Regions from separate parts of the Homo sapiens genome. Here all the other regions are linked to region 4. The links are chromatin loops, found by intact Hi-C in ENCODE. Cell type or tissue: dorsolateral prefrontal cortex. All regions are shown on one strand. Links, peaks and the distances in the headings refer to the core of each region. The heading gives the core; the rest is flanking DNA. Region 1 overlaps DSCAML1 (DS cell adhesion molecule like 1). Region 2 overlaps DSCAML1 (DS cell adhesion molecule like 1). Region 3 overlaps DSCAML1 (DS cell adhesion molecule like 1). Region 4 has its middle 9.7 kb from the start of DSCAML1.

Region 1 (7,652 bases), core at 1,801-4,300, 360 kb after region 4:
TCTTAGGGTAAATTTCTATAGGAATTCCTGGGTCACAAAGAATAAGTATTCTTAAAGTTCTGCATACAGACTTACAAATTGCCCTTCGGAGCATTTGCACCCATGTATGTTTCTACCAGCAGGGTGAGTGGCCAACAGTATTGTCCTTTGCACCTATGCTGATCCCACATTTGTTTTCTGATTTGTTCTGCTTTATTTTTGTTAGATGGATTTTTTATAAATGTGCCTTATTTTAAAGTACCTTTCTTTGGTTACTAGTTAGGTTGTATATGTTTATTGGCTATATTTTTCTTCTTTGGGTAATTGTCAATTTACGTCCTTTGTCCAGGTTTCTGTTTGGGTTTCTCATATTTTTCTTATTGATTTATAAGTGTTCTTTACATATTAAGGATAATAGCCATTTTCTGTCATATAAGTTGCAAGTATCTGCCAATTCATTGCTTTCCTATTGATTCTGGTTTTTTGTTTTTGTTTTTGTTTTTGTTTTGAGACAGAGTTTCACTCTTATTGCCCAGGCTGGAGTGCAATGGCACAATCTCAGCTCACTGCAGCCTCCACCTCCCAGGTTCAAGCGATTCTCCTGCCTCAGCCTCCCAAGTAACTGGGATTATAGGCATGCGCCACCACGCCTGGCTAATTTTGTATTTTTTAGTAGAGAGGGGATTTCACCATGTTAGTCAGGCTGGTCTCAAACTCCTGATCTCAGGTGATCCACCTGCCTTGGCCTCCCACAGTGCTGGGATTACAGATGTGAGCCAGTATGCCCAGCCTTTGATTCTGTTTTTGATGTATCATAGTTTTTCTTTTTACAGAAGCTGAATTTATCAATCATTTCCATTTATGATTTTGCCTTGATTTTTATGATTAGAAAAATGGGTAAATATTTACCTATAGTTTCTTCTTTCATAGCTTGCCTTTTTTCAAAAACCTTTGATCCACTGGAACTTTATTTGGGGCTATGTCTGTGTGCTTTTGAACATGATTTCAGGAGACTCACGGGGTGTCCAGGTTAAAAGGAAAGCGCCCAGTATCTGGGTTGGATGCTAATACCTACAAGAAGAGGCCAAACTTTCTTGCCCTGCCTGTGTAGGCACAAATATACACTCAGGTATACACTGATGCACACAAGCACATACACTCAGCTGTTCTCCACACATGCACATGTACATAGAAACACATACGTTCCTGTACTGTCACCAAAAACAAGCCCGGAGAAGAATATGTCCTAGTTTACAAAGGACGTGCACACCCCTGCCTCCTTGTGCCTCAGTCACACACAGGTTGGGCAGAGCTGTATTGCTTCCCTAGTTTGCAAGAGAGAAAACAGCGTCCAGAAACTATGGGCAACCTTACGGGCTGTATGCCCAGGAGGAAGGGCAGGAGGGTGTTGAAGCCACTACACTACCCCACACTTCAAGCACATATCAACGACAGATACGCACACCAGTCCCAGGGTGCTGTGGCCTGAAAGGGCTTCCCAACCACCAGGGCTCAAGGGTGGCTCTGCACCTGCCCCCCCGGACCTCCTGGATTCAAGGCCAGACCCCCACGAGGGAGGCAGGAGGAATATGCCAGGGAGCTGTGTGTGTGTGTTGCAGAGATGCCTGTGCCTTTTCCCCTAACATTTCCCTGCAGATGGCCTGGGGCCAAAAAGGATGTCTCCTCCTGTTATAAGTTATTGGGCCTCTCAGCCCCACTATGGGGCATGAAGAATGTCCCTCTGTGCCCATACATGCCTGGAGGTCTGTTCCTCAGCATGTGTGCATGCGTCTACATGTGTGTGTGCTTGTGAGCGTGTGTGTGCAAGATCCTGTGACTGCAGAGATAACTAATTATTAGCTCCCTCTGGCCTCGGGCCCCCATCTGTTCTGGGGCTGCTCTCCCTCCCTGGACTTCCGCTCTGTTTTCAAAGGGGCCCTGGTGCTGTCCTCCTCTCCCTTCCCTGCGGCTGACCAAAAAATAAAATAAAATGAAAGTCAGCCCCATCCCGCCCGTGCCAGGGAAGAGGCTGACAGGAGGTCTGCAAACTAGCGCTTATCAAAAGCTCCTTCTCAAATTCATTTCAATATCTGAGCCTCTGGTTTCCAAGGCAACATAATCTTTTCATCAAAGCAACTGGTAAAACCACTGGGATCCGATATTGTTTTGTTGGCAACTTGTCAAAACTGTCATTTTGTTAAAAAAAATTTTATAGATTTGTATAACCTACAAATATATATGGTGATCTATACCACTAATAATCATTAATAAAGTGCTACCCAGTAAAGCTTTCATAGTTCCTTCTCCCGCCCCCTCCTCCCTGGACGGGCGGGCGTGCTGCCTGCAAAATGCAGGAGTGGTAATTAGACGGCAGGGCTAGGAGGTGACGGGAGCCAGAGCAGGCTGCAGGAGCCTGTCTCCAACCCTCATCAGGCAGAGGCAGTCATTTGCCTTCTTCCTGAAGACTCTTTCCTCAGGGCTTTCCTGGGACCCCCTGTCCCCCATTCTCCCTTCTCCTGGCTACCCCGTCCCTCACCTAAAGTACTCACATCCCCTGGCCTGAGCCACAGCTGCCAGAGCGTGGATCAGTTAAAGAGGTAAACTGAGGCTGACCCAGCAACACCGCGAGGCAGGCCCATCAGCTCCCAGGGACCAAACCCAGGGCACACTCTGTCCGCTGCATCTCTAAAACTTGGAAAGGGCAAATAGGACAGAATCCTGCCTCGCATCCGACCCCGCCATCCTCTCCTCTGAGCCCCGGGCACTGAGGAAGATTTGGACGCTGGAGGGCCCCAGTTCTGCTTCTTAGAGCCTCTTTGCCTCTGCCCCGCAGGCTCCCAGCGAGTACGAGACGAGTCCAGAGCAGCTCTTCTACCGGATCGCCCACCTAAACCGCGGTCAGCAGTATCTGCTGTGGGTGGCCGCCGTCACCTCTGCCGGCCGGGGCAACAGCAGCGAGAAGGTGACCATCGAGCCTGCTGGCAAGGGTGAGAAGCCTGAGGCTGTGGCAGAGGGGCAAACACTTCCAAAAGCTCCCTTACAGAATCCTGGTTCTCCCCAGACAGGGTCTCTGCCTGCTCCGCTTTATCTGCCACCCAGCTGTGAGGAACTGGCCACCCGCCTGCCTCCCGCACACACCAAGACTGGGCCTCTGCTGCCCCCTGACTCCAGCAAAGCCTCACAACAGGCTGCCTCCGGCTCTTGCCTGGGGCGGGTGGACAGGGTGCACTCAGTTCCCGAGTCCAAACCCTACTCCCAGCTTGAAAAAGGGGGAGTCGCCTCTACCCCCAATTCAAAGCCGGGCCTTTGTCCCAATGCTCAGCTCCTCCAGAGGTGGCTACAGCCGGGTGTGCTGCTTCCACAGAGCAGCTGAGGCTCAAAGGAGAGCCCCCGTGCTGAACTGGACACCGGGCAGGGGTGATTCCAGCGATGGCGGATTCCTGCGATCCGCAGACCTTTACGGAGCGCGTGCTGTGAAGGAAGGCTCTGGGCTAGAATCAGACCCTCTTAGGGAGTGCCCCACTGAATCTCTGACCGGGACATGGGTGTGCCATGGGGGCTGCACCCCCACTTTTCAGAGGAATGACACTTCCAAGGCCTCATCCCAAGGGCAAGCTGTAGCAGCCGCGCAGGTAGAGCTGCAAGGCTGAGCGTCTGCCTCTCCCTGGGGCGTAGGAACTGGCCACAACTAGCCCAGGACCGCAGGTCCTCTACTTGCCGTTGGGCCTCCCTGGGCCCCTCCTCACTCCCCCACTCTCTTATCCACCGCAGCCCAGACGAGAGGAGGTGGTGCCTGCGCAGCCTGGCCAGCCTACCGGGGCCACTCAAGCTTCTCTTGGCCCAAACACAAGAGCCCCAAGCCCTACCCTGCCGCGGGCTCAGAGCCAGCCAGCATCTGATCGAGGGCCTACGGTGGGCCAGGGGCTTCCACCTGCCCTGCCAGCAGGGCTTGTTGACCCATTCCACAGCTGAGCAACCTGAGGCAGGAGTGGCATGGGCTGCAAAGACAACCGGGAAGGAGTGAGCTAGCTCTCCCAGCGCCAAGTCAGGGCTCTTTCCACACAGCCTCAGCACCTCCTACCACCCCCTAACCCCTACCACCAACCTCTTCTTCAGGAAGGGAAGGGGCCTAAAGCCTATCACCCTTCCAGAACAGCTAGCACTGGCCCAGAGGCAGGAGTGTGAGGGCTGGGCATCTTTGCAGAAGGCTGGCCTCTTCTCCTGGGGGCATTAAATAAACACGGTCCTAGAGAGCTGTGGACTTCCTAGAACACATTCACACAGCGTCACCTCACAGCCGCCCTGTGAGGTGGGAAAGACAACCACTCCTGCCCCCTTCCCCCATACACACACACGCACACACACACTGCACACTCATACATGTGCACACGCACAAACACATGCATATGCACGCGCACACACTTATACACACAGACCCACACATACATTTACGCACATACACATACTAATGTGCACACACATGCATACACACACTATACACACTAATATATGCATACACACATGCACACACATACACACTATACACACTAATACATGCATACACATATGCACACATATACACACATACACACTATACACACTAATACATGCACACACATATGCACATGCATACACACGCACACACACACTAGACACACTAATACATGCACACATGCACACACATACACACTATACACACTACATGCATATACGCATATACACACGCATACACACATGCATACACGTGCACACTCACATATGCACATACACAACATGCACTCACATGCATGTGCACAAACACGCATCTGCGCACACACATACACTAACACACACACACACATACACACACTCACATGCAGATGCACATACACACCCACACATACACACACATATGCACACACACCCTGAGACACAGATTCAGGGAGCCAACCCCAGCCTGTGGCAAAACCAGGTCTGGAACCTGATCTCTGGAGAAACTCTGAGAACACCCACAAAGCCCCCAGGCTTCTCACCGCCCCCGCATGGAGGCCGTCTTCATGTGGACCCCTCTGCCGGGCCTGTCTGGTGCCCCCACTGCTCCAAGCAGACCCCAGAACTCCCCTGCTCTGAGAGCCCCTTGGCACCTGGCACGACCAGCACAGGAGCCCACCCCCACGCCATGCACCTGAACCTCTCAGCTGCTCCCTCACTCTCACTCTCCCTCCACCCCAAGAAGGGCCCCAGCTCCATGGGCCTCCTCTACTCTCTGAGGCACTTGGGCACTTGGTTCCTTTAAATCTGGGCCTGGCGATCTCCCAGGCACTAGATGCATTTACCCACCCACCACACTCTGGGCACCTGTGGCCCCGCACCTTCTGTGATGCTGCTGACCCAGTCCTCCGCCACCACCCTTGGGACACTCCCGTCCTCTCTTCTGTGCCTGTGCATGCTGATCCTAGAGTTGGTCACTTCCCTGTCAGTCTGCATCCCCTCCTGTGGCCTCATCATGCCTGCTGACTCTCAGATCAGCGTCTTTGGTCCAGGCATCTCTCTGGTGCTCCAGAACACGCACCCACCTGTGGTCTAGCTACAGCTGTGGCTGCACTGTGGACTCAGTATGAGATGAAGCCATCCGGTCCTTCCTGCCAAGCCTGCCCCTCCTTCAGTGTGCCCTGTTCCCATGAGGGTGCCATCACTCACCTTGGTGGCCCAGCCAGAATCCTGGGAGCCATCCTTCCCTCCCCGCTCTCTTCCCCCAAACCAGCCAGACCCTAAGTTTTGTCAGCTCTTGCTCTGAGCCCCTCATCTCCCCACTGCTACGCATCACCTCCAGCCTGCATTCTGGCCACCATCCTGTCACGTTCTGTGTCCTCCAGGACCCCCTCCACCAAACTATCCTCTGCAAGCAGCCAGGATGCATCTGAAATCGGCTGAGGACACCACTCCTTTTTTTTTTTTTTTTTTTTTTTTTTTGAGACAGAGTCTTGCTCTGTCACCCAGCGTGGAGTGCAGTGGCATGATCTCGGCTCACTGCAACCTCCACCTCCCAGGTTCAAGCGATTCTCTCGCCTCAGCCTCCCGAGTAGCTGGGGTTACAGGCACCTGCCATCGTGCCCGGCTAATTTTTTGTATTTCTAGTAGAGAGACAGGGTTCTGCCATGTTGGCCAGGCTGGTCTTGAACTTCTGACTTCAACCTCAGGTGATCCGCCTGCCACAGCCTCCCAAAGTGCTGGGATTACAGGCGTGAGCCACCAGGCCTGTCCAACACCACTTCTTATAACCCTCTGGTGGCGGCTTTCTAAGAGGGAGTCCAGTCTCCTGGCCCTGCCAACAAAGCCCCCAAGATTCTACTTCTGCCCGTCCCCTTGGACTCAAGCTTTGGTTACCCCAGAGTATTTGCAAACCCTCACAGCTGCCGTGAGCTTCAGGTCTCCATGTCTGTGCTTAGTGCTATTCCCTCTTCTTGACATGTGTCTCCTTCCCTGCTTATAAAGTCTTTCTTAACCTTCAAGTCAGAGCTTCCAATTCCAGATGCTATTCCCGGCCGTTGCCTCCACTGCCCACTTATGGGCAGCATTCATTCCCCCTGCCTCGCACCCCTAGGCTTCCTCGTGCCTGCACCTACCATAGCATTTTGCCCCGTTATAATTTTTCCTTAAGTATCTGTCTCCCTCTTGGATGGTGATCAACGTGAGGACAGGGAATAAATCATACTCATTTTTTGAATCCTCAGAGCCTCTTGTGATCCTGACCATAACTGGTATTTCATCAATGTTTCTTGAGTCAATGTCTCCCAGCCAATATTCCCTGACACCTACCCCTCACCAAAAGCCCAAGGTGGAGGTCAGATCGGGGAGGGAGGATTTGAACTGTAAATCCAGGGGGCCCTAAGGAAGGAGGCCAGGATATTGTGCAGGGGTAGAAGTGGAGTGGCCCTCATCCTCTCCTCCCTGTAGCCCCAGCAAAGATCATCTCCTTTGGGGGCACCGTGACAACACCTTGGATGAAAGATGTTCGGCTGCCTTGCAATTCAGTGGGAGATCCAGCCCCTGCTGTGAAGTGGACCAAGGACAGGTGTGTGTCGGGACAGTGGAGGGATGGGGTGGCCCCAAAGAGGGATATAGTAGAAGAGCGGTGTGGAGAAGAGTCTGGGGCCCTCCTGCCTGGTGACCCGGTTGCCTCCAGGCCTGCAGAGGCCCTGCAGGGTGTGCTGCTACTGCTCTCTCAAGCAGGCCTGGCCTCCTGGCTCCCCTCTTGGGAGCCAAGGACCTCCCTTCCCCGGATGGTTAAAGAGGCTGGGTTACCTCATACCCCCAGGGAGTGCTGAGCAAAGCCCCAAGAACCCGGCGTTCCCTGGCGAGCCTCCTTCCACCCCCAGCTCTCTTTGTCACACACCGGGGGGAGGGCCTCAGGAGGAAGGGGTGCTTGACATGACCCACCCGCCCCATCCTCGCCCCTGGCAGTGAAGACTCGGCCATTCCAGTGTCCATGGATGGGCACCGGCTCATCCACACCAATGGCACACTGCTGCTGCGTGCAGTGAAGGCTGAGGACTCTGGCTACTACACGTGCACGGCCACCAACACTGGTGGCTTTGACACCATCATCGTCAACCTTCTGGTGCAAGGTGAGGCTCTGTGAGGCAGGTGACCCCAGGTGGGGACAGGGATGGAGAAAGGGTAGGGATTCCATC
Region 2 (7,652 bases), core at 2,767-5,266, 270 kb after region 4:
TTTTTCAAGACTGAATAATATTCCATTGTATGTATATATCACATGTCGTTTATCCATTTGTCTGTTGATGGACAGTTTGGTTTCTTCCACCTTTTTGGCTATTGTGAATAACGCTGCTATGAACTTGGGTGTGCAAATATCTCTCTCCCTGCTTTCAGTTCTTTTGGATATATACCCATAAGTAGAATCACTGGATCGTATAGTAATTCTATTTTTTATTTTGGGGGGAACCATCACACTACTTAATCTTGACTTTTGAATGCTCACTTTTGTGTGCATCTGGCAAACCTCTTGCCACTGCTAATTAGACCTTTATTCCTTTTTTTTTTTTTTTTTTTTTTTTGACAGAGTTTTACTCTTGTTGCCCAGGCTGGAGTGCAATGGCGTGATCTCAGCTCTCTGCAACATCCACCTCCCGGGTTCAAGCGATTCTCCTGCCTCAGCTTCCTGAGTAGCTGGGATTACAGGCACCCACCACCAGGCCCGGCTAGTTTTTGTATTTTTAGCAGAGATGGGGTTTCACCACATTGGCCAGGCTGGTCTCGAACTCCTGACCTCAGGTGATCCACCCTCCTTGGCCTCCCAAAGTACTGGGATTATAGGTGTGAGCCACTGCGCCCAGCCTAGACCATTTTTCTTAAAGGTCTAACTGGTTGTAGTAGAAATAGTGATTAGCAGGACAAGAGGTTTGCCAGGTGCAGAAACACTCAGAAATGGGAGTGGGTTTAATCTGGGAAGGCTTCCTGAAGAAGGTGAATTTCCAGCTGGGATCAGACTTTTCTGGGTTGCAGTTTCCTCGTGAGTGAAATGGGGACAAAACTGCCGTAGAGTTTTGGGAAATTTCTTCGTGCATTCATTCTGGAAACACGTACTGAGTGCCTGTTTTATGACCGGATTGAGATGGGAATGCACTGGAGGATTCTGAACAGAGGAGCCGCAGGATCTGACGTGGATTGAAAGCATTGCTCTGGCTGTGTGCTGGGGACAGAAGGAGGAGGGGCAGTGGTGGATTCAGGGTGGCCAGTCAGGAGGCTGCTGGCCCCTGCCTCCTTCAATCCTTTCCTTTCCTTTGCTCTAGAGACTGCAGTGGGATCTGTCCAGTTCAGATCCTCCCCCAAACCCCCAGTTTCCCCCTCCTCCCCTGTCTATCACCTTCTCCCCACCACACTCCCCCTCACCCCTCCCTGAGAGCAGAGCAGCCAGGGCCCCACCTTTGCAGAGGGTGGCTTCTCTCTGTCCAGCCCTCTGGGGCTGCCAGAAACCCAGAGGTTTCTATCAATTATCTCTCCATGGCTCCTGCAGCTCCAGGGAGTCTCGAAAGCCCAGCTCTCTGACCTTTTAGAAAAAGACAGAAAAGATGCTGTCAGCTCACTTAACACCTGTGTGCAGGGCCTCAGAATTGCCAAGGAGGCTTCTTCATCTCCAAGCTCCCTGCTCTCCAACCCAGCTCCTGAGGAGGAAGGAGGGAGTCCACCTGCAGGAGGCCTGACCGCAGGAGGCGCTGGGGGCCCGGCAGCCCCAACCTCAGCTACTCCGGCCCTTCATCTTCCTGAGATGACATGGAGCCAGCCACCCACGTGCTGGGGACTTTCATACTCAGTATTTAATTTAATCCTCCCAACAGCCCTGTGACATCAGTTCTATTTCTTTTCTCCATTTTCCTGAAGAAGAAATGGGGCTTGCGCTAGTATAGTGGGATCATGGAGACATCAAATTGTCAATGAGTGTGAAGAGTCTTTGCAAATTGATCTCATCCAGGGGTTCTCTGCCCTGCACATAAGACACTCCCTACAGCTCTTTAAAAAATCCATTCCCAGACCACCACACCCTCAGAGATTCAGAGTTCCATTTGAAAAGATCCTTTGATGATTCTCATCTACAAACATGGTTGAAAACACTCACCAAATCCAAATTCCCCTCTTTTTACGGATGGGAAACTGAGGGTCTGAGAGAAGACTGGCCCTCTCTAAAGGCACCCTGGGTGAGCTGCCCAGAGCTGCCATGAGAAATCACTGCAAACTGGGTGGCTTTAAACAACAGAGTTCTGGAGACTGGAAGTCCAAAATGGAGGTGCTGGCAGGGCCAGCGTCTCTCTACAGGCTCCAGAGGAGGGTTCTTCCTGGCCTCTCCTAGCTTCTGGTGGCTGCTGGCAATCCTTGCGTTTCGTTGCTGTTACGTGCATCCTCCTGCCTCTGCTTCCGCCTCTGCACAGCACTTTCCCTGGGTGCGTGTCTGTGTCCAGATCGCCCTCTTCTTAGACGAACACTAGTCTTATTAGAACTCAGGGCTCAATCTAACCCAGGAGGACCCCATTTAAACTTGATTACATTTGCAAAGACCGTATTTCCAGTAAGGTCACATTCACAGATCCTAGGAGGCACTAATTTGTTGGGGGGATGCTATTCAACCCAGGATACACCCCAACATGAGTGGCAGAGCCTGGACTCCAACCTGGCCTCCTATATCCCCACCCTGGGCTTTCCCCGCCACCCCTGGTGGCCCAGCCCCCCTTTGTACAGCTCCTTTTACTCATAGCTTCCACAAGACCTTCCACAGCCTTCCCCAGTACCCCAGCACTGACGGCCACGCCTTCCATGGTGGAAGGATATTGTCTCCTAACTGTGGGATCCCAGAGGGCAGAGACCAAGTCCAGGACTTCTCCCATGGTGCCCAGACCAAGACCTGGAGACACTCCAGAAAGACGTGATAGATTCAGCCAAACTGAGCTGGATGGATGAATGCTCCTCCAGGAGGCAGTGAGGACCTCATTGACAGAAGCGACCAGGCAGAGGCTGGCTGACCATATGTCCCTATGAGTGGTGCTGTCATTCTAGGAGAGTCAGTCCAGCACAGAGCTTTGGAAGAGCATAGGAAGTCGACTAATGGTCCAGGCTCTACCACCTTCTAGCTGTGTGACCTTGGATGGATTATGTAACTTCTCTGTGCTTCAGTTAATAATAATTGTATCCATTTCAAAGGGTTGTGGGGATTAAATGAGATAATGTACGTAAAGTCATTGGCCTAATTTGTAATAGCTACTCAATAAATACTTAGCTTTAAAAAAAGTAGAGTCCTGCTCGAGATCACAGAGAAAAGGGGATGGCAAAACAGGTCAGGGTCTTTGTAGTAATAATAAAAGGAAGAAAAGCAGAAACCAACCACTCCCCTAGTCATAAGCATGTAGATAGATGATACCACAGCCTTTGAAATATGTCAATCAATCAAGCAATGTCAAGGGCACAGTCAGCATTTAAACGTAGCTCTGTGTCTTGGTCTTACAGCCTAAAGGAATGGCACCCTCCAGCCTAAACCCACAGGGACACTGTTGGCATTTGGGGTGGAACAGTTCTTTGTGACTCAAGCCCCTAACCACTAAATGCCCTTAGCAACCCCAAATTATGCTGTCAACCCCAAATGTCCCACCTCCCCCAACCTGTCCAAGTGGCTTCAGGATTGGTGCTGGACCCGGAGGTACTGGCTGCCATTTTTTCCTTCTCCCGTGGGACCCAGCCTGCCTCAAAGCAGAGAACGTGGGCCAGCTACTCTTCTCCCTTCCCAGGGATGGCTAGTTGCCTCTGGGGTGCAGAGCATGGGCTGCCAGCCCGGGAGGCCAGCCATGTTGTCCAACCCTGGCCCGTCTCCATCCCCAAACAGCGGGCCGGGCCTCCCTCCGCTCTCCACACTGTATGAGGCTCACTCCACATGCCTCTTGCTCCTTCCTTCCCCAGCAGGGTCCACCGTCCGATGCTCATCAAACATGCAGAACTGATGTTGCACAAGCCCCCCCAAGGGGACTAACATCATACCCCTGATTTCTCCTTCCCCTCTCGCGCTGTGCATCCCCCTGGCTGCAGCCTGCCTTTGTTTCAGGAGGAGCAAAACACTGTGTCTGAAAACGTTACTGCAATTAAATATGCACAAGAAGGGGGGGAGGGAGGGGAAAATGAGGACAATGAAGGATGTGAAACATCAGATGCAGCAGCTGCTTGTTGCTATAGAAACCCTAGCTCCCCACAACCATCAAGGCAGCATCAGCCCCCCACCCCCCACCCCTAGTTTAAAATCCTCGTAGGGCCAAGTGCTCTGTTTGTCTTGAGGTGCCGGGAGATGCAAGATCACAGGGTCCTAGCTGTCCAGGGCTGGAGCACCTGTCGGCTGTGAGCATTGATTTCTGTGTCTTTCCTGCTTTTCCTCACCCCACCATCACTACCTCCCGACACTGGCACTTCTGATTGGCAGCAACGCCCTCCAGTAGTTCTGCATTCCAGTCCCAGTTACATAATAAATTACAAGAGAGCTTCCGCGTTTGACTTTGGGATGTCACAACATGGAGACAAAACGGCACATGCAGAGTCCACTGGGGAGCTGGCTTTCTCCGTGCTTCCTCGGTTCCTCTGACAGCCAGCTGCAGGGCTTGGCGCCCTCCACCTTCCTTCTCGTCCTCACCCACAGCCCCGAGTGGGGGTCTGCCTAGTTGCGGGGTCTGCCCGGCTGTGGTCTGTGTGCTGGAGCCGGGCAGAGCGGGGTGTCCACAAACTCTAGGTTCCAGAAGACGGGCAGGCTGCCAGATGGCCGAGTGCCCATCTGGGAGGATCCCCAACAAGATGTAGCTCAACCGGGATCAATGGGAAGTTCCAGACTCTGGCCCACATAACCACTGTCCAAGGACAGAGAGAGGGAAAGTGGCATGGCAGCAGCTCACAGAGACAGGGCCAGGGTCTTTAGTTGACTGCAAGGAGAGTAGTATAACGGGGGTGCCTCCCTCCTCCCACACCATCCCCATGACAAGGTGATGCAGGCTGAGGCTGGGTGTTGGTAGTCTTGCTCTACTCTGCTCTGATGGGCTAAGTCTAATCTTAGAGGCTCTCAAAGTGGGGCACAGTGTCTGGCACATGGTAGGTCCAGTCCTATACAGAGATGTGCGGGAGGGAGGAAAGAAAGGAGGGAGGGAGGGGCAATTGGAATTGTAGATAAACCAAAGTTCATTCAGAAGCAAGAGACCAGACTGATGAAGTTATTTGAAACTATATTAAATAAATAACTATTAAAAAATAAAATCCCTGGCATCCCAGCTCTTTGGAGGGCCAAGGCAGAAGGATCCTTTGCATCCAGGAGTTTGAGACCAGCCTGGGCAACATAGCGAGACCTCATCTCTACAAAAATTTTTTTTTAGCTAGCCAGTTGTGGTGGTGCATGACTGTGGTCCCAGCTACTGGGGAGGCTGGGGTGCGAGGATCGCTTGAGCCCAGGATGTCAAGGCTGCAATGAGCTGTGATCACACCACTGCACTCAGTCTGGGTGGCAGAGTGACAGTCTGTCTCAAAAAATATATAAAATGAAAATAAAATCCTAAGGCTGTTAACCCTGAAGAAAATTCAAAGGGCATCACAGCTGCCTTCCAGTGTATGAGGGAGTATGTCAGGAACACGGGTTTCGGCTGGTTCAGCGGGGCACCAGTGAGTCAAAGCAGGACACACAGAGGGAGCGCCAAGAAGATCAGTGGTCACCAAGGAAGACTGATCTAAAAGTCAACTTTGGAATGGGCTGCTGAGTGAGGGAGGGAGTTCCCCAGCCCCAGAGATATTCAAACGAAGGCTGATGAACCTTTGTCAAAGATATCGTCGTGCACTCAGCTTTTCAGCCCTGCAGTTCTACGGCCTCCAGTGGCAGAAGGTGCCCTACGGTGAGGTCCCCACCTCCAGGTGCTGAGAATCTTGGACTTGTGCTTGGGATGGTGGAGGGAGATGGGTGGGATACCACAGAATATTCCTCACAAGAGCAGAGCTCTCATCTTGGCTGAGGGGATGTCACTTAGGCCTCAGGTAGCAGACCTCTAAATAATAGGGCTAGAAGGGCATGGAACTGCCCAAAATGTTTCCCTCTGCCAGCCTGACATGTGGTGCTATCGGGTTCTTCCTGTGGGTTCAGCATGACCCTCTCCCCTGCAGCTTTGAAGTCACTATCAGTATCCTGATTCCAAGGCCCCCTCCCATGGAAATGGCAGCCTGGGCCCTCCGGGTCTGCCTGGGAAATCCCCAAAGAGGAGGCAGAGGACCCCAGTGTTCTCCTCTCCATCTCAGTCTGGCCTCAGTGGGAGGACACATCCATGAGCTTAGGGAGTCTAGTGCAAACCCCGCCCCCCAACCCTCAAGTCCAGTTTTCTCCTTTAAATCAGCCTTTATCAGCTCAAGGTCAGGGTGAGCCTTAGGACCTTAGACAAGGAAATCCACTTCCCCTCTGGGATGGAGTGGGGGGTCTTGTGTGGCAATCTGCAAAGTGGGCACGCTGCCACCTGTGCTTCCTGCTCTCCTGCTAGGTCCCAACAGTCGGGGCAGAGATGGCTGTGGCAGTGGCAGGAGACATAGAGCACCGTGCCTGTCCTCTTCACTGCCTTGCACACAACGGGTGTTTGAGAACTGTTTGAATGATTTTTGTGTATCTGCCCCTCCTTGTCCCCATCCTGGTATAGCTTTGCCTCAATAATCATTTGTTGAGTGAATAAAGGATTTAAATTGAGAGAAGGGGATGGAGGCTTATGTATAATTCCATGCAGAAGGACAACTGGGAGTCAGAAGTTCCAGTCCACTTCCTGGCTGTGCGACCTGGGCCAGTTACTTTACTACAAGCCTCAGTTTCCTTCTTTGTAAAATAGAGTTAGCATCTCGAACAGTTGTAAAAGCCAATGAGCAAGGAATATGAAAGAGTTTTGCAAACTCTTGCAAAGAGGTAGGAAAGATGAGAACTAATATTCACTTAGTGAGGGCTTATTCTGCACCAGACACCTTATTATTTTTATTTTTACTTTTTTAGAGACAAGAGTCTCACACTGTCACCCAGGCTGGAGTACAGTGGTGTGATCATGGCTCACTGCAGCCTTGACCTCCTGGGCTCAGGCAATCCTCCTGCCTCAGCCTCCCAAGTATCTGGGACTACCGGCGTGCCCTACCAAACCCAGCTAATTGTTTAATTTTTTTTTTTTTTAATAGACAGGGTCTCCCCCTATATTGCCCAGGCTAGTCTCCAACTCCAATTCCTGGTCTCAAGTGATCCTCCTGCCTCAGCCTCCCAAAGCATTGGGATTACAGGTGCGAGCCACCACACCTGGCCCCATTTTTTAAATCTGTACACCCACCCAATTATTTGTATCCTATTGTACAGATAAGGCTCAGAGAGGTTAAGTAACTTTCCCAAGGTCACACAGCCCATAAGTAGAAAAGCCAGATCGGGACCCAGATCTCAGTCTAACTCTAAAGCCCAGCTTCTTTCTGTTAAACCCTGGAGCATCTACACTGAAAGGAACAATTACTACCATTTCTATTTGTCATTTTGTTTGTGTGTGAAAATCCTCATCTGTCAGAGACGCTACCCTGCCTCTGAGGCTGTACGAAACCGGGAAGTAACGAACTATGTCCTGATTGTGTCTCCAGAACACAGGTTTTTTATTACCTACCACGGCGGGCTGTACATCTCTGACGTACAGAAGGAGGACGCCCTCTCCACCTATCGCTGCATCACCAAGCACAAGTATAGCGGGGAGACCCGGCAGAGCAATGGGGCACGCCTCTCTGTGACAGGTAGGGGAGAGGGCCTGGGGAGAACGGGGCAGGCTGGGAAGGGAGGACACCAGGCCATCCCTGGAACTTGGCACGCCC
Region 3 (7,652 bases), core at 3,259-5,758, 380 kb after region 4:
CCACCTACGAGGAGCTGGCCCGGGCCTATGAGCATGCCAAGCTGGAGGAGCAGCTGCAGCACGCCAAGTTTGAGATCACCGAGTGCTTCATCTCTGACAGTTCCTCTGACCAGATGACCACAGGCACCAACGAGAACGCCGACAGCATGACATCCATGAGCACACCCTCAGAGCCTGGCATCTGCCGCTTTACCGCCTCACCACCCAAGCCCCAGGATGCGGACCGGGGCAAAAACGTGGCTGTGCCCATCCCTCACCGGGCCAACAAGAGTGAGTGCTCAGACCACCTCCCAGGCAGTGCCCCCCCGCCCCCTGGCCCCAGCCCCATGAGCCCTGGCTAGATCTAGTTCTGCCAGCACCAGGATCATGCCAGCCCAGCTTGGCTCCTTGGCAGTGCAGGGTGGTACCAACAGCAAGGACTTAGGAGCAGGCAGATCAGGGCCCACATCCTGGCTTAACCTCTTCCTATGTCTGTGGCCTTGGGCAAGTCATTTAACCTCTGTGGCCTTAAGTTTCTCATTTGTAAAATGCCAACGATAGTATCTACTTTGCATTGTCATAATGGGCATTAGAAATGATATACATCCCCAGCGTGTTGTAAGGCCTCATTCATTCGGTAGTGAGCATCCCCTTAATCTGAAGCTGTGCCAGGATGGAAACAGATCCCTTCAGGGTCAGCTGCCCAAGGGCCTCTGGTCTCAATGCTGTTTGAATTTAATCCAGACCCAAACAAACAATCCTGGCAGCTCCACCCACCATGGTCATACCTCTCAGTAGGCAGTGACCTGGCCTGGCTGGGAACCATCTGACCCCACGGGCCTGGCCGGAGCATATGCCCTTAGAGGCTGGCAGGGCAGGGCTAGGATCAGCAGGGGGAGTCTATCAGCAGATGCTGGGGTCACAGCGTGCAAAGCCCAGACTATCAAACAATGCAGTCTGGTCTGCTTAGCACTGGCCATGCTAATTGAGGCAGGGGGCGGGGCTTTCTGGGTCATGGAAAGAAGAGCCTGGAACAATGGAAAGACTGTGGAGACTGTGACCCTGAATGACACCCCCACCCCTTTTAGCTGTGCAAATTTAGGCAAATGATTTAATCTCTCTGAACCTCAGTTTCCTCACTTGTAAAGTGCAGACAGGTATTAACCAATCCTAGGGGCTGTCGTGAGGATTCAATAAGAAAATCTAAGGAAAATGCCTGGCCCAGCTCCCCGGGGGAAGAGGCCCATTTGCAGGCAGGGTGCCCATGGAGCACGGGGGGTCAGGCGGTGGAGGTCTTAGAAGCAAGTCACATGGAGGCAGTTTAAGAAATAAGGAACTAGGTTGGGTGCGGCGGCTCATGCCTGTAATCCCAGCACTTTGGGAGGCCAAGGCAGGCGGATCACCTGAGATCAGGAGTTCCAGAGCAGCCTGGCCAACATGGCAAAACCCCATCTCTACTAAAAAAATACAGAAATTAGCTGGGCATGGTGGCACGTGCCTGTAATCCCAGCTACTCGGGAAGCGGAGGTTGCAGTGAGCCGAGATCATGCCACTGCACTCCAGCCTGGATGACAGAGCGAGACTCCGTCTCAAAAAAAAAGAAATTAGGAACTTTCCACCTGGAGAAGAGGGGACCGAGGGGGAGGAGAGGGGACATGTAGCTGACTTCAAACATCTGGAAGGCTGCCATGGGAAAGAGGGGAACGCCTTACTCTGTGAGACCTCAGAGAACAGAACCAGGCTCCATGGTGGGGAGGCGACAGGGAATGATATTCCTTTCCTCCTCAGGGTAAAGAAAAGCTTTCCACCAGCCAGAGCCATTAGGACATCCTCGTCCTTAGCAGTAGTGAGCTCTCCACTACCGGAAGCTGACCAGCCTCTAGTGACCATTGAACAACAAGCATCCATGTACTGGGCAGCTGTTATCTGCACCAGCCACTGTAGCAAAGCACTTTACCTCCCTCACCTCATTCGCTCCTCACAATAATCCTGTGGGGAAGTAAGATCATCCCCACTTCACAGATAAGGAAACGAAGGCTCAGAAGGGCCAAGTACCCGACCTTTCCGCTACTCTTTATTGCCCCCCAGTGGAGGGGCCCCTATGCCAAATCAGAGAGAAGACTGGGGGCAGGGGATGGGGTGGGGGCTGAACGAGCTGCTTCCAGAGGGCTATGACTCTCTGTAACATCCTCTGCCTCTGTGATTCCAGGTGACTACTGCAACCTGCCCCTGTATGCCAAGTCAGAGGCCTTCTTTCGAAAGGCAGATGGACGTGAGCCCTGCCCCGTGGTCCCACCCCGTGAGGCCTCCATCCGGAACCTGGCTCGAACCTACCACACCCAGGCTCGCCACCTGACCCTGGACCCTGCCAGCAAGTCCTTGGGCCTTCCCCACCCAGGGGCCCCCGCTGCCGCCTCCACAGCCACCTTACCTCAGAGGACTCTGGCCATGCCAGCCCCCCCAGCCGGCACAGCCCCCCCAGCCCCCGGCCCCACCCCTGCTGAGCCACCCACCGCCCCCAGCGCTGCCCCTCCGGCCCCCAGCACCGAGCCTCCACGAGCCGGGGGCCCACACACCAAAATGGGGGGCTCCAGGGACTCGCTTCTCGAGATGAGCACATCGGGGGTAGGGAGGTCTCAGAAGCAGGGGGCCGGGGCCTACTCCAAATCCTACACCCTGGTGTAGGGCCCGCAGGAAGAGCAGCCACGCCTGGACCGCGCCGCGCCGCAGCCCCACACGCCAGCTCGGCTGTTTTTCTGCATTATTTATATTCAACTGACAGACAAAAACCAACCAACGACAAAACAAAAACCCCCAATCATGAACGCCTGTACATAGAACTCTTTTGTACAAATGAAACTATTTTCTTCTTCTCCATGAAGCCAGGGCACAAAGAATTTGACAGTACAAGTCAAATCCCCCACCCCACAAAATATGTGTGGAGATATATATACATATATAGACAGACAGGAACGCGTCCACGAGCTATATATCTATATATTTCTCTCACCCTATTTTGAGACAGAGGCACAAAGACTCAGCAATTTTTTTCCCTCCTCCTCACCTTCCCCCCAGTCTAGGTGGTTTTGACAAAGACCAAAATCCCAACTCAGAGACACTGCATGCGATTTTACTGTTCCAAGAAAACCAGGAGTTGCTTCAATTTGCAGATGCTTATGTGTTAATACCTTTTTCTATGAAAAAAGACCCAGCGCCGTGTGCAATAAAGGTTATGTTTCTATGTGGTGGCTTTTTTCCCATCTGGCGAAGGCCAGCGGGGAGGGAGGAGAGAGCCCGACCCCAGGCCGTCTGTCTCTCATAAAGAGACTTTGTGAGAAGCCTGGGCTTTGGCTCAGTGCTCTAAGACTTTTAAAGGCTTGCAATTAGCCAAGGTGCCTCCTCTTCTGTTCTCAGAGCTGTGCTGGGCCCGCAAGGGGAACTAGGTCGGTGGCTTCGTGCAAACTCCTAAACCCCTCTGACCCACAGTGTCCTTACCTGTAAACGGAGGGAAGCTTGTAGCAGATGGAATGAGGCAACCTTGGCTCACCAAGCGCTGGGGAGCCTGGGATAGGGGAGGGGTTGCCTACTGGCTTCTTTCCTCCAAGAGAGTGCAGGGTAGCCAGGGGGCCAGGACTATACAAGACCAATAGCCCACAGTTGTGAAAGAGGTGCCTATCGGGAGCGGGGAAGAAGAGATTATCTATAGCTGGGGCACCAGGCCAAGGCCTAAAGTTCTGGGCTGACTCTTAGGACCAGATGAGGCCAGAGGGAGAAGAAGAGAAGTCGTCGGAGGTGAGAGGAGTGAGAGAAGCTCATGAAGGAGAGGGAATGGAGCTCAGCCAAAGAGAACCAGGTCAGCACATCAGGTACCTCACCTGGCTTCCAAGGAGTCAGCCAAGTGGAAGAAAAGGCGTCCACACGGAGGAGCAGGCAAGGTGCCGTGGGTGTCCAGAGGCCTGGTTTCTGATGAGAGGGTCCAGAGGGCATCACAGGAGGTGACAGGTGAGATGGACCTCCAGGGACTTGAAGGTTTGGAGAGGCAGAAGCAGGTGACTGGCCCCTGGGTGAAAAGGAAGTGCACCTAAGAAGTGCACAGGGGGCTCTTGAGCACTGCAATTGAGGCTGAGCTGTGGATCAGGAACCTGGAAGGAAGGTGAGTCTGGGACCCACCGCTCCCTAGGAGCTGAGAGGAGGAACTGGGAAGGGCTGGAGAAGGAGGGAGGAGTTTGTGCATGCAGGCAGCTGATACCTATCAGCCTGGGCCCCGGTGAGGCCGCACCTGGGATGCATGACCTTTCATAGAAGCATCTTCCGAATAGCAACTCATCCCACAAATTCTCTCTGAGCACCTAGAGTGTGTGGGATGCAGAGGAGTCCCTCGCATGAATAACTAGATTCCCGGGTCGGCACGGTGAGAGGGGAGGGGCAGAGATTCCGTACGCCTCGGTATTCCTAGGCTCATGAAGAAATGCTCATCTCAGCCCCCACACCCAGGACCCAGCCAAGAGAAGCAGCTAACGGCATCAGTTGAAAACCAAAGCTCTGCATTCCAGACACCTGGTGACAGCCCAGCTTCGTTCCATCTCTGGGAGGACGGAACGCCTCCCAAGGACGCGCACGCCATCTGCAGGTCGCCTCCAGAACTGCAGGCACAACGATCAAACCTGAGCTGTCCGCATAGAAGACCCCCAACCCCACCTCCCCTGCACACCAGATATTGGGCAAACAAACACGAATCAGAGCCACCTCCAACCAGCAAGAGGGAATGAAAAACTCCTCAGAGGCTAGAGGCGCAGAAGATAGAAGCAGCCTAAGGGCTCCGAAGGGGAACGCTGTCATGAAAATACATGACGGATCCCGATACTACGTGCCAGGTGCTGCTTGTAACCTCATTGCAGACTTGGGAGAAAGGTATCACGATTACCACGTGACAGGTGAGAAGGTTAGAGGAGCTAGAAGAGATGGGAATGAGATTTAAACTCATGAGCGTCCAATTCCTTAACTACTGAGCCATACTACCTGCTGTTCCACTGTTCAAAGATTAGAGTTTCAGTTCTTCCCCCAGGATGTTGCCAGGGGAAGAGTCCGCCAGGTCCAGGGAGCAAGCTGGACGCATGGGCAGAAAAACAGTTGAGGCAGGTGACCCAATATGCAGCACAGGATGGATCAAGGGCTCCAAAGTACTTTACCCTGGTGAGGGGCGGTGGTAGAAAAGGTGGAATTCAGCTCTGGGGAGCTGTTGGAGGTCTGGGACCTGAGGTGGACTCTGTAGGATGAGAAGGATTTGGAAAGGCAACAGAAAAGTAAGATGTGGGCCAGTCTAGCTTGTATTCCACTGGGCTAGGCCCCTTATTATAAAGCACAAAGTCTAGAAATTCAGGCATACTTGAGCAAAATCCACACGATTTTATTTGCTAATAATCTCTAACTTCAGTACGCTTTGCAGGGTTGTTTGAGACAGCATCTCACTCTGTCACCCAGGCTGGAGTGCAATGGTGTGATCACGGCTCACTGCAGCCTCGACCTTTCTGGCTCAAGTGATCTTCCTGCCTCAGCCCCTTGAGTAGCTGGGACTACAGGCACATGCCACCATGCTCGGCTAATTTTTGTACTTTTTTTTTTCCGTAGAGACAGGGTTTCACCATGTTGCCCAGGCTGGTCTCGAACTCCTGGACTCAAGCAATCCTCCCGCCTCAGCCTCCCAAAGTGCTGGGATTACAGGTGTGAGCCACTGCGCCAGGCCCTTAATATGTTTGTTAGCTAAACCACAAGCCTGCCTGTTTGATCCACACCCAGAAGCTAATTCACAAATCAGTGGCACTCCTGCTCCTCATTCATCCCCAGCTCATCCTCATTGAACTCTATGTATCTGGAACAGTCATCTTACACATTCACTTGCTCCTTTCCAAAACTCCACTTTGTCTACCATGGATAAGATGACCATCTGCCCTTGAGAGCCTTGATACTCTACATGTGGGTCACAGGCCAGTGGCACCAGCACCACCGTCACCTAGGAGCTTGTTGCAAATGCAAAAAAAATACCAGGCCTCACGCCAGAACCACTGAATCAGACTCTGCACTTCAGCAAAATCCCCAGGGGACCCATATGCACATCAACGTTTGAGAAACCCTCCTCTAGAAGACCTTCAGAGAGATTACCCCTTGTTCCCCCATTCTACCAACAACCAGAGCTAGACTAGTGGGTCTCAAACGTAGATGCACATCAGATTCACCTGAGGAGCTCGTTAAACAATACAGAAGCCCAGCTCTCACCAATCCTAACAGAATAGGAATTTGCTGGTATGCGGCCTAGGCTTTTTTTTTTTTTTTTTTTTGAGACAGGGACTTGCCCTGTAGCCCAGGCTGGAGTGCAGTGATGCTATCACGGCTCACTGCAGCCTCAATCTCCCCGACTCAGGTGATCCTCCTTCCTCAGCCTCTCGAGTAACTGGGACTATAGGCACTTGCCACCACACCTGGCTAGTTTTTGTATTTTTAGTAGAGAGGGGGTTTCATCATGTTGCCTAGGCTGGTATTGAACTCCTGAGCTTAAGCAATCGCCCACCTCGGCCTCCCAAAGTGCTGGGATTACAGGCATGAGCCACTGCACCTGACCAACATTTCTATTTTTATGGTGGTAAAAGATACATAAAATTCGCCATTTTAACCATTTTAAAATGTACAATTCAGCAGCATTAAGTATATTCACCTTGTTGTAAATCACTATCCATTTCCAGAACTTTCTCATCATTCCAGAAAGAAACTTTGTACCCATTAATCAATAACTCCCCATCTTCCTCTCTCTCAGCACCTGGCAACCACCATTCTACTTTCTGTCTGTATGAACCTGCCTATTCTGGGTACCTTGTATAAGTGGAATCATACAATATGTGTCCTTTTGGTTCTGGCTTATTTCACTTAGCATCATGTCTTCAAGCTGCATCCATGTTGCAGCATGTGTCAGAATTCCACTCCTGTTTGAGGATATTCCATTATTTACGACATGTTGCTTCTCCATTCATTTCCTCTCCTGGTGGACACGTGGGTTGCTTCTGCCTCTCAGCTATTGTGAATAATGCTGCTATGAACACAGGTGTACAAGGATCTGTTTGAGCCCCTCTTTTCAATTCTTTTGGGAATATAGCCAGGACTGGAACTGCTGAATCACATGCTCATTCTATGTCTTACTTTTTGAGGAACGAACAAACTGTTTTCCCCCAGGCATCTGTATTTTTTGTTTGTTTGTTTGTTTGTTTTTGAGACGGAGTCTCAATCTGTAGCCCAGGCTGGAGTGCAGTGGCACCATCTCGGCTCACTGCAACCTCCACCTCCCGGGTTCAAGCAATTATCCTGCCTCAGCCTCCTGAGTAGCTGGGATTACAGGCATGCGCCACCACACCCAGCTAATTTTTGTATCTTTGGTAGAGACAGGGTTTCACCATGTTGGCCAGGCTGATCTTGAACTCCTGACCTTGTGGCATCTGTATTTTTAACAAGCGAAATGATACCCAAGTATTTGTTCATTCACCAAATACCCAGAAGCACTTCCAATGATCTGGCACTGAGCTGGGCACTGGAGATGCAAAGGCCCTGTGGGTCTCTTCCTGCGCTCAAAGGCTCACTCCCCGGAGTGTGCGCAAACTGGCGGAGGCGGAAGGAGGGAAGCCTGGGTC
Region 4 (7,652 bases), core at 1,755-4,254:
TCGAGTTTGTATTGGGGTCAAGCGGCATTGCAGAAGAAAATAAGACACTTTGATTTTAGGTCAGGTGAGAGTTGAAGAGGTTTTAAGTTCTTAAGGATACAGGCTAAGGGAGAAGAAGGAGGAATGGAAGGTGGAAGCTTGCCCATAGTGAAGGAGGCAAGCCTAGAGAAAAGAGTAGAGATACGGAGAAGGGGGTGGGGGTTTCTTGCCCTCCAGAAAAGCAGAGAAAGGGTTGGGGCACGGAAATAAGGGATTGGGGCACAGAGATAAGAGGTCGGGGTGCGGAAATAAGGGATTGGGACACAGAGATAAGAGGTCGGGGTGCGGAAATAAGGGATTGGGGGTTCTTGCCCCCTAGAAAAGCGGGACTTGCCACTAAGGGTGAAGGAGAAGGGGTTGAGGGGTACTTGCCCCTCCCCCAGAGGGCGCTGGAGTTTTGAGTCCACGGAGTTTTGGGTCCACGGAGTTTGGGTCCACGGAGTTTTGGGTCCACGTGTCTCCTTTGTCTCTATCAGAAAATGAAAGGAATTGAAATTAAGAGAAGGGAGAGATTGAAGTGTGGCGCCAAGATTGAAATGTGAATATGTATGTATGTGAATGTGTGTATGTGTGTGCGAATGTGTAAGTGAGTGTGTGAATGTGTGTGAGTGTGAATGTGTGTGAAAATATTTGAATATGTGTGAGTGTGGGAATGTGTGTATGTGAATGTGTGTATGAGTGTGTGTGAATGTGTGAGTGTGTGAATGTGTGTATGTGAATATGCGTGTGTGTGAATGTGTGAATGTGTGTGTGAGTGTGTGGGTGTGTGTGTGTAAGAGTATGTGAATGTGTAAGTGAGTGTGAGTGTGTATGTGACTGTGTGAGTTTGTGTGTGTTGTGCGTTGCTAGTTGAGCTGGAACTGGGGAGGAGCAGAGCAACCCAGGAGGGTTGCGTGGGTGGACCTAGCATCTGGAGCGCTGCGCGGCGATTCAGCCTCCTCAGCTGAGAATCAGAGGTCTGTTTTGGAGGACACCATTGGTCCCCTCCAGTAGTTCTTAGAGGCTGGCAAGGACACAGGCTGGGGCAGGGAGTGAGCCCAGCCTCCGGCTTCACTGCGAGACATGACTGGGGTGAAGGGCAGGACCTGTGTAGTGGAGAATTTGAGTGGCCGCCGTCTATGTTGTACTGCACAGCAGCCTGCGGCGCCACCATCCTGTCCTGTGGCACTAGGGGGAGGCAGACACCAGGTTCCCAGTGCGGAGGCCTGGAGCTTCCTTCCGCGGAGGACCGCAGAGACACATCCAGTAGTGGGCCAGGGAGGCGGGTTGTCCTCTCCAGCCATCAGAGCCACGCCCAAGGAGTCAGGCACAGCGGGGAGGAGGGCTCCCCTCCCTTCCCACAGCTCCCACCCTTCCCACACTGCACTTTCCAGGAGTGCAGACGCGGCAGCTGGCCTCCCAGGACCTGCCCCACCCTGGAGGTCTGCACTGAGCCCCTTCGCCAAATGAGGCAAGACTTCTCCTGAGCCTGGGGTCTCAGGGCAAACTCCTGAGGTCGCCTCTCCTAAATCTGAGGCATTCCCAACGGATCTGGAAGATTCATTCTCTCTGGATGGATTTTTCCTCCTCTCAAGCTTCGCAGTGGAAATGATATGAAGCAGGGGCGGGGCAGTGACGGAGCTGCTAGAGCAGGGTAGACAGGCGTGGGCGTGAGCTTGGCTCGGTCACTGACCACCTGGGCAGCCCTGGGGAAGTCCTTTAGTGTCTCGGAGCCTCAGTTTTCTCATCTGTGAGATGGGGTTTGTGATATCCAACTCATTAAAGAGATTGAACGAGATCATGTGTGTAAATGAGATATGTACGCCACAAAGTGCTGCGAACATGTAAAGTGGGTGAGGGATGAAGCAGTGTTCACCAAGGCTTCTGCTGGGCTGGGTGATTGCGTGTTTTTCAGCCATTTATTATTCAGCAAATTTTTGTTGACTATCAAGTATGTGCCAGACACTGTATTAGTGTTTTTGACAAGCTTAAGTGGATAGTGTTTATGAAACTACAGAACATAAACCTTCTAGTTTATCTTCTAGTTCAGGATTTCCCAAATGCCAGCCCCAAGACCTATGCTAAGCTTCTTACATCCAAATACTGGGAAACAGAAAATACAGATCCCGGATTCTGTAGTCTGGGATCTCTCTCTCCTTCACCTCACCTGTGCCTGTGTGCATGTGTAGTTGTGTGGTTTCGGAGCCACTGAGACCCAGAGATGGCAAATGCTCTCAGGGGATAGCATGTCGCATGCCAGGGGCTTCGGGCATGCGCCTATTATCTTTTCCAGAGGGGCAGGGACAGCCCAGCCATGGTCTCAGGACTCCTCCTAAAGGTTTGACCCATAGGAATGTGTCGGCAGATTGCCCAGAATATAGAGTCCGAAGGCCTTCTAATTCTATATTTTGTCACTTAATGGCTCTGTCATTTAGTGCCTGCATAATTTTTAGCAAGTCACTCTCTTTCTGAAGCCTCAATTTCCTCATCTGTAACATGCGGATATTGATGTCTGTCTTGCTGTGGTATCTTCATGTGAGCATACTTTGAAAACTGCAGGCCGGGCGCGGTAGCTCACGCCTGTAATCGCACCACTTTGGGAAGCCTAGGCGGGCGGATCACGAGGTCAGGAGTTCAGGACCAGCCTGGCCTACAAAGTGAAACCCCATCTCTACTAAAAATGCAAAAATTAGCTGGGTGTGGTGGCATGCACCTGTAGTCCCAGCTACTCGGGAGGCTGAGGTGGGAGAATCATTTGAACCCAGGAGGTGGAGGTTGCAGTGAGCCGAGACCACGCCTTTGCACTCTAGCCTGGGTGAAAACTGCAAAGCTCCAATTTTTAACTCCGACGAAAGCCAGAACCAGACTGAGTTTTCAAAGGAGAAACCCTTCAGGCTGAATTTTCTTCCACTTCTTCCAAGTCCAGCTGTATCTAATATTGAAAGATAATCTCCATGGAGGAGCCCCCATCCCGCCCAAAGGTTTCTCATACTCAGTCTTTGGGCGACACCTGCTGGCCATGGCAGGTACTGTGACCTTCTCTAGCTAAACAACTCTGCGGAGAAAACTTGCCCATCTCCTTAGACATTCACAGCCACGCTGCAGGGTCGGTGTTCTGTTCCCACTTCCACAGACCAAAAAGGTGAGACTTGGTCCTCCCAGCTCATGAGAAGTGCGGTGAATCTCTGACTCCAGGTTCTTGGCTCCATCTCATCCCTTCTTGCTCTTAGGCTGGGCGGAGTGGGGAGTCATTTCCTCCCAGGCAGAGGAGATCTCCCACCCCCCAAATCATTCTGAAGTAGGTACTGGGATTTGGGGCAAGGCCAGGGTTGGAGCCTAGGACAGGCCTGGTCAAGAAAGACTCATCCTTGTGTCAACAACCCCACCAGGCAGACCACCACATCCAGTTCCCCATCTGCAGAGCAACTAGACTGATGGCAGGGGCTTCAGCGATAAAAATTCACTCTGAGGAGGCAGAGAGATGCCATTTGGTCAGGCTGTGTGGTGAGGAGCTGGGGACAGGCTACCCGCTGAGCCTGTTGCCTCTGTGCCCACTGTGTGGGGAAGTGGCTAGCCTGAAATCTGGCGTGTGGCTTGGGGGAAGCGGGTGCCCCGGCCAAGGAACTTCTCAGTCAGGAGGCAAAAAGTATTGTGATTGAGAAAGAGGATTTGGCCTCATCCTTGAGAGATGCACACAAAATGATCAATGGATGAAATTATGTAACACAAGAAATTTGCTTCAGAAAAATTCATGGTGATGGGAGGGGAGCATAGATGAAACAAAAAACTGGCCATGAGTCAACTCTTGTAGCATCTGGGAAATGAGTGCATAATAATTCGTTATACTGTTCTCCCCACTTTTGTATATTCTTGAAATTTTCCATGTTCAAACTTTAAAAAATGTAACAGCAGTAACACTACCACCACCACCAAAGTCAATACATAGAATGATGAGTTTGAAATTAGACTGCCTTGAGCATCTGACGCTGCGTGAATTGGACAACTTAGTTAATTTCTCTATGTCTCAGTTTCACTGTCTGTAAAATGGGGATGATAATAATCATACCAGTCTTATAGGGTTGTTTGGAGATTATGCATCTGGAGTAATTAGCATAGTGCTGGGCCCACAGCAAGTGCTCAATTATAATCATTGTTATTAGTAGGAGTCCAGGACTCTGATTATGATTTGCCAAAAGAAGAAGCTACTTTGGCTGATGCAGACAAACAATTAGCCCGCCAGTTCAGCTCAGAGTTTGGACCGATGAGTCTTTGAGGACACAGCTCTGAACTGCCATGTGCCAGATGTGTGGGTGTCTCAGATGGGTAGACACACCATAGAGTCAGGCTTTCCTGAGCCCCTGCAGGGAGGCCTTTTCCCTGCCTCTCTGCATATCCTTCCCATTGCTCAAGCCCAACTCACATCCTACCTTGGTTTTTACTGACCACTCCTTTCTCTGAGCTTAAGCAGCTCTCTTCACAGACTTATCGAACCCCTTGCCCTAGGTGAGACTGTAAAGATCATCCAACCCAGCCACATCATCATAGCTTCATTCGACAAACAGTCATCAAAGACCTGCCTTGGGTACTGAGGATGGAGTGGTGAACAAGGTGGGCAAGAGTCTGAAGGCAACAGGGCCTAGGAGGGAGGTAAACACCACTTAGCTGAGCGCAGGCCAGGCGGTCAGGAGCCCTGGACCTAAGCCCTGACTCTGCCATGTGACCTGGGACGCCCTTCACCTGCCAGCCACTGTTTCCTAGGCACTTGCAGGAGATGCTCCCCAGGTCCCTTCACACTCTGACCTGCTGACTCTGAGCATGTAGGCTTCCCTGTGTTGCTCTTTAAACATCTTCTACTCCACTGGAATGCAAGCTTCCTGAGGGCAGGGACTCTGTGCTAGACTTTCCAGGGATCGGGGAACTCCTTGCACAGGGGCTGGGCACAGAGTTGCCAAAAGAATGAGTAAACCAACAAAATGTACTTCCTTTAGGCCAGGTGTGGACCAGAAACAGTGAAAGAACAGAGTTTTTAACCAGGAGAAGTGGGAAATGGATCCCCCAAAACCTCATACTGTAGCACTTGGAGATTGACAATGCCCACCAGCGTGTTAAAGCCTGCAGTAAAAAACAAAAACAAAAACAACTCCCACAAAAACCTATTTACCTTTGATTATTCCACTGTTTTCCAAACCTATTTGACCATAGATCAGTTTTTGCACCTTACCTATTACCTTCTCATGAAACACTTGTGAAATGCTATGTTAGATCTTTTTCTGTTTTCTGCTGGATTTATCAAAAATAAGGTCAAGTTTGGTAAAGATGCTGGGTTTCAATGTCATTGTGGCCTGAAATGGGAACCTTATTGCTGCATTCTTAGCTGAGCTCTGCCACCCTCACTGGGGCTGGGCTAGGACCTTAGATGACATTCTGAGTCACCCATTGTGTAAGTAAGTGCCATTTGACCCAGGCAACACCCCATTTCCCAACTTTCACCAAATGATGAATGGGATCATGTTTTCTCTCAAATAATCCACATCAGGATTACAGGCCAAGGAGGCCAGTTCAGTAGAAGTTCGTGGGATAGTGGTCCAGAGTGATTGGCATGTCAGCCCAGGAAATCCAACAAAACATTGGACAACAGTAAGAGAAGATCAGCTACCTACTGAGGGGGTGATGGCGCTGGACTGGAGCTGCTCAGACCTCATCCGGATTCATGAGTCTATTCTGTTTTAAGAGAGATTTTTTTTTTCTTTTATGAGACAGAGTCTGTCACCCAGTCTGGAGCACAGTGGTACAATCACAGCTCACTAACATCCTCAGCCTCCCAGGCTCAGAAGATCCTCCCACCTCAACCTCCCGAGTAGCTGGGACTACAGGCATGCACCACCGTGCCTGGCTACTTTTAAATGTTTTTGTAGAGATGGGTCTCCATGTGTTGTCCAGGCTGGTCTTGAATTCCTGGGCTCAAGTGACCCTCTCACCTCAGCCTCTCGAAGTGCTGGGATTACAGGCGTGAGCCACCATGCCCGGACGAGATATTGCTAAAGTTGAATATAAGCAAAGAGGGAAACCAGAATAGGGAAAGGTCTAGAAATTATGTCAGAAAAGAAAAAAGATACGTAGCCTGGCAAAAGGAAGGTGTGGGGGCCTGCGGTAGCAGTTCTTGAATATTTGAATAGCTGTCATTTTGTCCAGATTGGGCACATCTTTTGAACTCCAGAAAGCTAAGGCAGATTTGGGCTTGATAAAGAAAAGCATGTGTACATGACTGTGGACAGTGAAATTAGATAAACTTCTGTGTGGGGAGCAAGCCCCTTTTCCCTGGCAGCATTTGAGAGACTGAGTTGACACCTGTTGGGTCGGTGTAGAAAGCCAGTGGGTATGAGATGGGGCCAGGTGAGCTGAGCTCTAAGGCACTGCCCCCTCTCAGATTCTGTAACTGAGGGGCCAACATTCCCCGTGGTCTCCAGGCAATGTCTTTGTTCAGCCTCACTGTCCCAAATTGCAGCCCACTCACCACTGGGGCACCCCAGGAGCCGTGGCTTTGGCCTCCAGCAGGTGGAATTTCTGGGCCGCACATTTCTCCTGCTCAGAGTGGCTGGAGGACTTGCTAGTGTTTTGTAGCAACTCCTGGACTTTGAGGAGGGTCTCGGTCCACAATGCTGGTGGCCAGTCACAGTGACAGGAGGGATGCTGCCCTGCAGAGAGACCGTGGAAGGCGTTACGGCAGCACCAAGTTGTCTCCCATCCTGAGATCCTCCAGCGCATGGACTGGCAAGTCCAGCCTGTGGTGAAATGGGCAGACTTTCTAGGAAGAGAACTTTCATCATCTAAGTCAAGGTCACCACCATGGGCCTGGGCCTTGACTTTCTCTTCTCTGGGGAGGAAAATCTCTCCAAGGGGGCTTCTGTGTGAACAGCACTGTACAAATACATGATTGACATACAGACTTAAGACCTCTGAGGCAAGCGGGGAGCCCTGACCAGAATCCAGAGAACCTGGTCCCCAGCCACAGTGTAACCCAAGGAAAGTTCCTGGGACGGATTCAGGTTTTGCAGGGCTGGAAGCTTAGACCATTGAGGGCTGGAAGCTTAGGCCTCACTAAGGAAAACAATACACAATTATGAATACAAAATTAGATACAAATATGATCATTAATATATTAATAATCAAATGTGATTATTAATTTAGAAAGATAAAAAGAAATTGCAACAAGTTACAAATCTTGAAAAAACTGACAAATGCCATCATGAAATCCAGACAGATAACATAATATTTGTATTAACTGACACACCTCAAAAATGCTTTCTAAATTAAAAAAAATTTTTTTACGTTACTTCTGCTCACAGCTTTACATAAGCTGGCTTTTGGCTCCATGCATTTCAAACCTTGTCTTTCCTATGCTACACACACACCCCTGGTGCAGGCACCTGAGGCCACAGTTATACTGTGATACAACTTCTGGTTCTGCAACTTCATGTCACAAAGCGCAGTGAGCTGGCCCAGTCGGTGATAGGAGTGTTCCTGCAAGCCATTCCCTATCCTGGAAGTACGTGCATGGCCTGTGAACCATATAAATACATTCCACCAATCCCAAGCCAGAGTCAGATCCCCCCAAAATGTTCACCAGACCCACC

Evidence for each region. Hi-C counts contacts between places; a loop is a spot of excess contacts. Peaks named below come from ENCODE experiments on the same cell type or tissue, not always from the same donor. Only the 100,000 strongest peaks of a DNase experiment are listed, where the experiment ranks them.
Region 1: a loop joins it to region 4, with 5 times the contacts of the local background. A loop is called at or near these places in 58 of 110 quality-filtered maps.
Region 2: a loop joins it to region 4, with 2.7 times the contacts of the local background. A loop is called at or near these places in 2 of 110 quality-filtered maps.
Region 3: a loop joins it to region 4, with 6 times the contacts of the local background. A loop is called at or near these places in 93 of 110 quality-filtered maps.

What each region holds. Positions count from the first base shown.
Region 1 is chr11:117,439,200-117,446,851 of GRCh38, reverse strand. DSCAML1 (DS cell adhesion molecule like 1) reads left to right here. Exons shown (of 33, transcript NM_020693.4): 21 at 2,813-2,966; 22 at 6,916-7,033; 23 at 7,423-7,586. Among named protein-coding and RNA genes, the nearest start is that of CEP164, 120 kb to the right of the region's middle. RefSeq lists an enhancer at 3,316-4,296. In dorsolateral prefrontal cortex, for the core only: a CTCF peak has its summit at 3,130; a DNase peak (open chromatin) is centred at 3,121; H3K4me3 peaks cover 340 bases; H3K27ac peaks cover 963 bases.
Region 2 is chr11:117,532,298-117,539,949 of GRCh38, reverse strand. DSCAML1 (DS cell adhesion molecule like 1) reads left to right here. Exons shown (of 33, transcript NM_020693.4): 4 at 7,428-7,574. Among named protein-coding and RNA genes, the nearest start is that of CEP164, 210 kb to the right of the region's middle. In dorsolateral prefrontal cortex, for the core only: CTCF peaks have their summits at 3,640, 3,843 and 4,280; DNase peaks (open chromatin) are centred at 3,629, 4,289 and 4,569; H3K4me3 peaks cover 1,789 bases; H3K27ac peaks cover 2,500 bases.
Region 3 is chr11:117,423,340-117,430,991 of GRCh38, reverse strand. It overlaps DSCAML1 (DS cell adhesion molecule like 1), which reads left to right. Exons shown (of 33, transcript NM_020693.4): 32 at 1-270; 33 at 2,189-3,220. The coding sequence ends at 2,664. Among named protein-coding and RNA genes, the nearest start is that of CEP164, 99 kb to the right of the region's middle. RefSeq lists enhancers at 1-227, 228-905, 906-1,584. In dorsolateral prefrontal cortex, for the core only: CTCF peaks have their summits at 4,383 and 4,602 (motif pointing left); a DNase peak (open chromatin) is centred at 4,611; H3K27ac peaks cover 1,874 bases.
Region 4 is chr11:117,803,044-117,810,695 of GRCh38, reverse strand. It overlaps a transcript of DSCAML1 not described here. Among named protein-coding and RNA genes, the nearest start is that of DSCAML1, 9.7 kb to the right of the region's middle. RefSeq lists enhancers at 1,121-1,170, 1,221-1,290. In dorsolateral prefrontal cortex, for the core only: a CTCF peak has its summit at 3,032 (motif pointing left); a DNase peak (open chromatin) is centred at 3,035; H3K27ac peaks cover 149 bases.